Linked DNA regions of Homo sapiens: region 2 is linked to region 1. Evidence: chromatin loops called from intact Hi-C (ENCODE). Cell type or tissue: heart right ventricle. All regions are shown on one strand. Each heading gives the region's core, and the rest is flanking DNA. Links, peaks and the distances in the headings are about the cores only.

Region 1 (2,810 bases), core at 8-2,507:
TCATGTTTAGCTGCAGGGGTTTTAGTTTATAGCTTAGACTGGTTAAGCTTTTACTCCCAGAGGCCTCTGCATAGCAACTGTAGAAATCAACAAATAAGTTCATTTATGTCTGCAGCCTCCTCTCAGTAGCTGACTTTTTACATTTCCCAATATCCATTTCCTGACTTTTCTAGCCCCAGAGAAAAAAGCTCCACTAATTGGAGCTTATTTTAATTGAGCCTTAATATTGGATCTCACTGGAGTTGCCCCCAGAGCTGCTGAGAACAGAATGAAATGAAAGTACCTAAGGTTGAAGGTGCAGTGTGTGTATGGGTGTGTGTGTGAAATTTTTCACTTGACCTACAGATTCTTTTCCCTCCTGAATAAATCATCAAGCCTGTTCACATTTCTGATTAAGGATCTGACAGCAGATGATAATAAAGACAATTGAGGTGTGAGACGTGTGATATGGAGCTGAAGAAATTGGTTTCTATAGTTACTTCACTGATTTCATGCAATTTTTAAGGATCTTTGTGCTAAATAAGAGTGATTTTCTGAGCAACCTTTTCCCTTAACTGTGCCTCTTGAACTATGAAATTTGTTGTTGCTTAACATTGCTGCAGTTGGCTCCTAGGTGCCAGCAGCAGCAGGTTATTTATGAACGTTTTAAAGGCCCTTATTGTTTGGATTAATGTAGGAATTGAGGCAAAACAAGTGGAAATCTAGTAAGATTCTTACAATCAATGTGGTGTGTTTTCATTAACATAGAGAAGGAAAATACATGAACTCTGGGTGGAGGGATTTCAGGATTGGGACAGGGAACGATGGAAAGGGAGAACACTTTAAAAAAAAAGTTGAGAGCAGAAACATTTTATTTTCAGCAACAAGATATTCCTTATACTGATGTCTTTCCAGTGGAAAATGTATCTAAAATTATTAGTATGAGAACTGTACCTATAATTCTCTTTAAGCAAACCTGGCATGAGGATAGATTATTTAGGGATGGGCAACCTACTGTTGCTCTGAATCATGGGTATCCCACCTTGTTTTAATTAAGGACTGACTAGATGCTTATCTTCTAATTGCATTCCCTTTTTGGAAAATGTGCAACAGAAAGCTTACCCTTTTAACCTTACCCTGTCTGTTCTTCCTTCATAAACCTTCATAAGCATCTGAATCTTAGATTAATTCTTCCTTCAGCTTTGTATGGGATGTTTTGTTTTTGTTTGCATTTTATTTTAGTATGTTGTTTAATAATTCCGTAAGGGATGAATAGGTAGACAACATTTTTCAAAGAAATCTGTGAGAGGAAATGTACCAAAAAAATGCCTCTGTTAATGAGAACAGGTGGTAGCAAACCTGTGTTTTTCTCTTCCTTTGCACCTCCATTTATTTCTTTTTCCAAACAAGGTTAAAGGAATTCAGTATAACTTCTTTCCAAAATATTTTGAAAGTTTTCTGGTTGCTTCCTATCATAAATCCTCTTTGATCAAAAAAATGAATCAAATACATTGGCCTCTTTCCAAGAACAGAGCCACTCTGTTTTGCAAATGTTTGGTGAAAGTCAAATATTGTCATTTTTGTCATTCTCCTGCCCCCTAGAGTTCTTAATAACTTGAGTGTTCTAAGGGGCTGTAGTTCAGAATCAAATACACAGTGGTAGTGTATATTGTTTGATTGCATAAATATTGACCATATCTTTTTTCTTTTCTTTCTTTCTTTCTTTTTTTTTTTTTTTTTGAGATGGAGTCTCACTCTGTCGCCCAGGCTGGAGTGCAGTGGCATGATCTCAGCTCAGGCAGCCTCCACCTCCCAGGTTCAAGCGATTCTCCAGCCTCAGCCTCCCGAGTAGCTGGGATTACAGGCGCGTACCACCGCATCCAGCTAATTTTTGTATTTTTAGTAGAGATGGGGTTTCACTATGTTGGCCAGGCTGGTCTCAAACTCCTGACCTCAGGTGATCTACCCGCTTCAGCCTCCCAAAGTGCTGGAATTACAGGCGTGAGCAACTGTGCCTGGCTAACCATATCTTAATAGGGAGTTGGATTGCTTGCTTGATGGTAATTTGTGAGGTTAGCATTTAGGATGCACTAATCACTATCATGCTGGTATAAACTGTGATGCTTTGGGTTGTGAATTTTTGGTATTTGGCTGTCTGAGAAGTTTTCTTTGTTCACTCATGAATTTTTTATTTAGCACAGATGCCTTATGCTTGCTTGATTTAGAACTGATCTGTTTTCCCTTTCAAACCTACCTACCAGGCTTGTCATAGAAAAAAAGATTACTGGCTATCTTATAAATGCAGAACTTCGAAGAACTGTTTACAGAAGCTGTAGGCTTTATTTATGCTGAGAAATGTTTCAGCAGTGATATTTCTCATATAAATATTAAATCACAATCTGAATCCCCTTCATTCCTAATCTTATCCATATTTGCTTTCAACTGTTAAGGACTAGAATTCTTAAGCCAGGTGTAGTGGCTTACACCTGTAATCCTAGCACTTTGGGAGGCTGAGATGGGTGAATCATCTGAGCTTAGGAGTTCGAGACCAGCCTGGGCAACATGATGAAACCCTGTCTCTACTAAAAATACAAAAAATTAGCTGAGTGTGGTGGTGCACACCTGTAATCCCAGTTACTCAGGAGTCTGAGACATGAGAATCACTTGAATCTGAGTGGCAGAGGTTGCAGTGAGCCGACATGGTGCCACTGGACTGACTCCAGCCTGGGTGACAGAGTGAGACTCTGTCTCAGAAAAAAAGAACTAGAATTTTTTTTTTTTTTTTTTTTTTTGGGAGACGGAATTTCGCTCTTGTTGCCCAGGCTGGAGTG
Region 2 (2,810 bases), core at 305-2,804, 62 kb before region 1:
TCTAGTACATATTCCAGTCTCTCTAATGTGGGAGATTTTATTGTACATTCAAATTCACCTATCTTGACTATTATAGAAGGAAATTTTCTTGAAGGTGATTGCAACTTGACCTTTTTGTGTTGCATGCTTGTAGAACATAGACATTTAAATTAAATGATGGTGCATTGTTCAGTTTTCTGTGTGAATTGTATGTAAATACTATTCCTTATCCCTGATCCCCAAACTTTTATTATGTTCTGTAACTTTTAGTGTTTGTCTTTAAGATTGTTGCTTTATCTCAATGTGATTTTCTAAATTACTGCCTGACTTGTGATTGCTTGTATGAGGTTTTTGTCCTGTAGGTGATGCTAGCTAGAGTCACACCTCATTTTGATAGAAGGTAGAGAAACAACTGAAATTCTTTTCAGTGTGAATATAAGATACCACGTTTTATAATATTCTTCATGCTTACTTTAATGGTCTACATAAAAGCAGTTTATCTAAATTTTAGATAATAAGTAGATTGCTCTGCTTTGTTCTTAAGAAAAAGCAGAATATTCTATGTTCTCATAAAGACTTTCAGATACTTCTTGGAGTATTAATAATATTTTTTGAGGACTTATTTGCTTTAGCACTGTTTTTCACAAAAAATCCTAGGACAGCAGGTACCGTTGCAATCCCTATTTTTGCAGAGAGTAATCAGGATTAGCAAGATTAAGTAACTTGCCTGCAGTCAACACTTGGTAGGTGGTAATGAAATAGTAGATGGGGTGAGAATGAAACCCAGATCTGCTAGACTCAAGAGTTCCTAGAACTGTATTATATTGCCTTAGACTACTAGAGCATAACATAAAACCACAGATGTCAAAATTAACTTGTCTGATGAGTGTGAAATGAGGCACCCACTAATGTATCATAGTAATACATGCCTAAATATTTAATACCTTTAATTTCAGTCTGTGGCTGTGCCAACCAGTGTCGTCACAGTTACTCCTGGAAAGCCATTGAATACTGTAACTACCCTGAAGCCTTCAAGTTTGGGAGCATCATCCACTCCTTCAAATGAGCCCAATCTTAAAGCAGAGAACTCAGCAGCTGTTCAGATTAATCTTTCTCCGGTAAGCTCTTACTTGCACCTTACATAAATCTTGTTCCTTGCAAGTTCTTTTGAATTGTTTGCTCACTAACACTTGTGTTTGCTTATATTTACATTTTCATATTTAGACAATGCTAGAAAATGTGAAGAAATGCAAGAACTTCCTTGCAATGTTAATAAAACTAGCATGTAGTGGATCACAGTCCCCAGAAATGGGGCAAAATGTGAAGAAGCTGGTGGAACAACTTTTGGTAAGTAGTGCTATAAAATCCTGCAAATTCTGGAGGAATCCATATAACATGTTGTAATTGGGAAATGCATATTTTTAAATGGGATTTATTTAATTTATTTATTTATTTAATTTATGTTTTGAGACAGAGTCTCGCTCTGTTGCCCAAGCTGGAGTGCAGTGGCGTGATCTAGGCTGACTGCAACCTCTGCCTCCTGGGTTCAAATGATTCTCCTGCCTCAGCTTCCTGAGTAGCTGGGATTACAGGTGTGCATCACCACGCTCGGCTAATTTTTGTATTTTTAGTAGAGACGGGGTTTTGCCATGTTGGCTGGGCTGGTCTCAAACTCCTGGCCTCAAGTGATGCACTTGCCCTGACCTCCCAAAGCGTTGGGATTACAGGCGTGAACCACCAAGCCCGGCCTGAGATTTATTTTAAATGTAGTTCTTGATAAATTTTGTTTTTTGCTTCTTGAAAGCTTTGTAAAGACTATAAATCTTGGCTAGAAAAACCTATTGTATATTTCTTTTGAAAATTTACCTTTTTAAAAAAATTGTATATGTTTAAGGTATACAACATGATGTTTTGATATATATATTATTTCTGTACATCAGTCTTGCCTCCCTTACTCTACAAAGGGCCTTGGAGAAAAGGTTCATTATTTAGTCAATAGGAAATTGTTATTAGAATTATGAAATCTCTGCTGGGCACAGTGGCTCATGCCTGTAATCCCAGCACTTTGGGAGGCCGAGGCAGGTGGATCACCTGAGGTCAAGAGTTTGAGACCAGCCTGGCCAACATGGTGAAATCTCTTCTCTACTAAAAATATAAAAATTAGCCAGGTGTGGTGGCGCACGCCTGTAATCCCAGCTACTTGGAAGGCTGAGGCAGGAGAATGGCTTGAACCTGGGAGGCAGAGGTTACAGTAAGCTGAGATTGCACCACTGTACTCTAGCCCGGGCAACAGAGCAAGACTCTGTCTCAAAAAAAAAAAAAAAAAGAAAAGAAAAGAAAAAAGAATTATGAAATCTCAGAAAGCCAGGCTATCAATAGATAATGAAATTCGGTTCTTATATGTCCAGATAGACACCAAGCTTTGGGACCACAGAAGTTAGTTAATGCTCTTAGGCCTCACTTTCCTTATCTATAAGATTCTCATCTTGCAGATGAGAATGTTAAACATGATGATCGTTGATGTTTATATGAGTGCCAAGATGCTGTGTCTTTTAGCTACCAAATTATATGCCTTTGGTTTCTTACATCCTCTTTCAGGTAAAATATGTAGGTGCACTAAAAAGAGTGGAGATAGAAGTTAGCAAATATTTCATATTATATGCTTAAGACATGCTGAGGATATAACAAACAAATGGATTTGGATTTTTTGAACTACTATAATATACAGATTTCTCTCACCACGTAATTAGAATTATATTTTTCACATAAAAATTATCCCTTTTTCCAAGTATAAAATGTGTATATTTCAAATATTATACAGCAAAAACAAG

The links. A loop is a pair of places that touch in the nucleus more often than their neighbours do. Peaks named below come from ENCODE experiments on the same cell type or tissue, not always from the same donor. Only the 100,000 strongest peaks of a DNase experiment are listed, where the experiment ranks them.
Region 2: it touches region 1 in a loop (5-fold over the local background); 2 of 110 quality-filtered maps call a loop at or near these places.

The regions. Positions count from the first base shown.
Region 1 is chr18:26,335,723-26,338,532 of GRCh38, forward strand. The region is part of intron 13 of TAF4B (TATA-box binding protein associated factor 4b); the gene reads left to right. Among named protein-coding and RNA genes, the nearest start is that of LINC01543, 86 kb to the right of the region's middle. RefSeq lists a silencer at 2,727-2,810. In heart right ventricle, for the core only: a CTCF peak has its summit at 1,569 (motif pointing left); no DNase peak of the experiment used is centred there; H3K27ac peaks cover 636 bases.
Region 2 is chr18:26,273,728-26,276,537 of GRCh38, forward strand. TAF4B (TATA-box binding protein associated factor 4b) reads left to right here. Exons shown (of 15, transcript NM_005640.3): 4 at 936-1,097; 5 at 1,204-1,326. Among named protein-coding and RNA genes, the nearest start is that of TAF4B, 49 kb to the left of the region's middle. In heart right ventricle, for the core only: no CTCF peak of the experiment used is centred there; no DNase peak of the experiment used is centred there.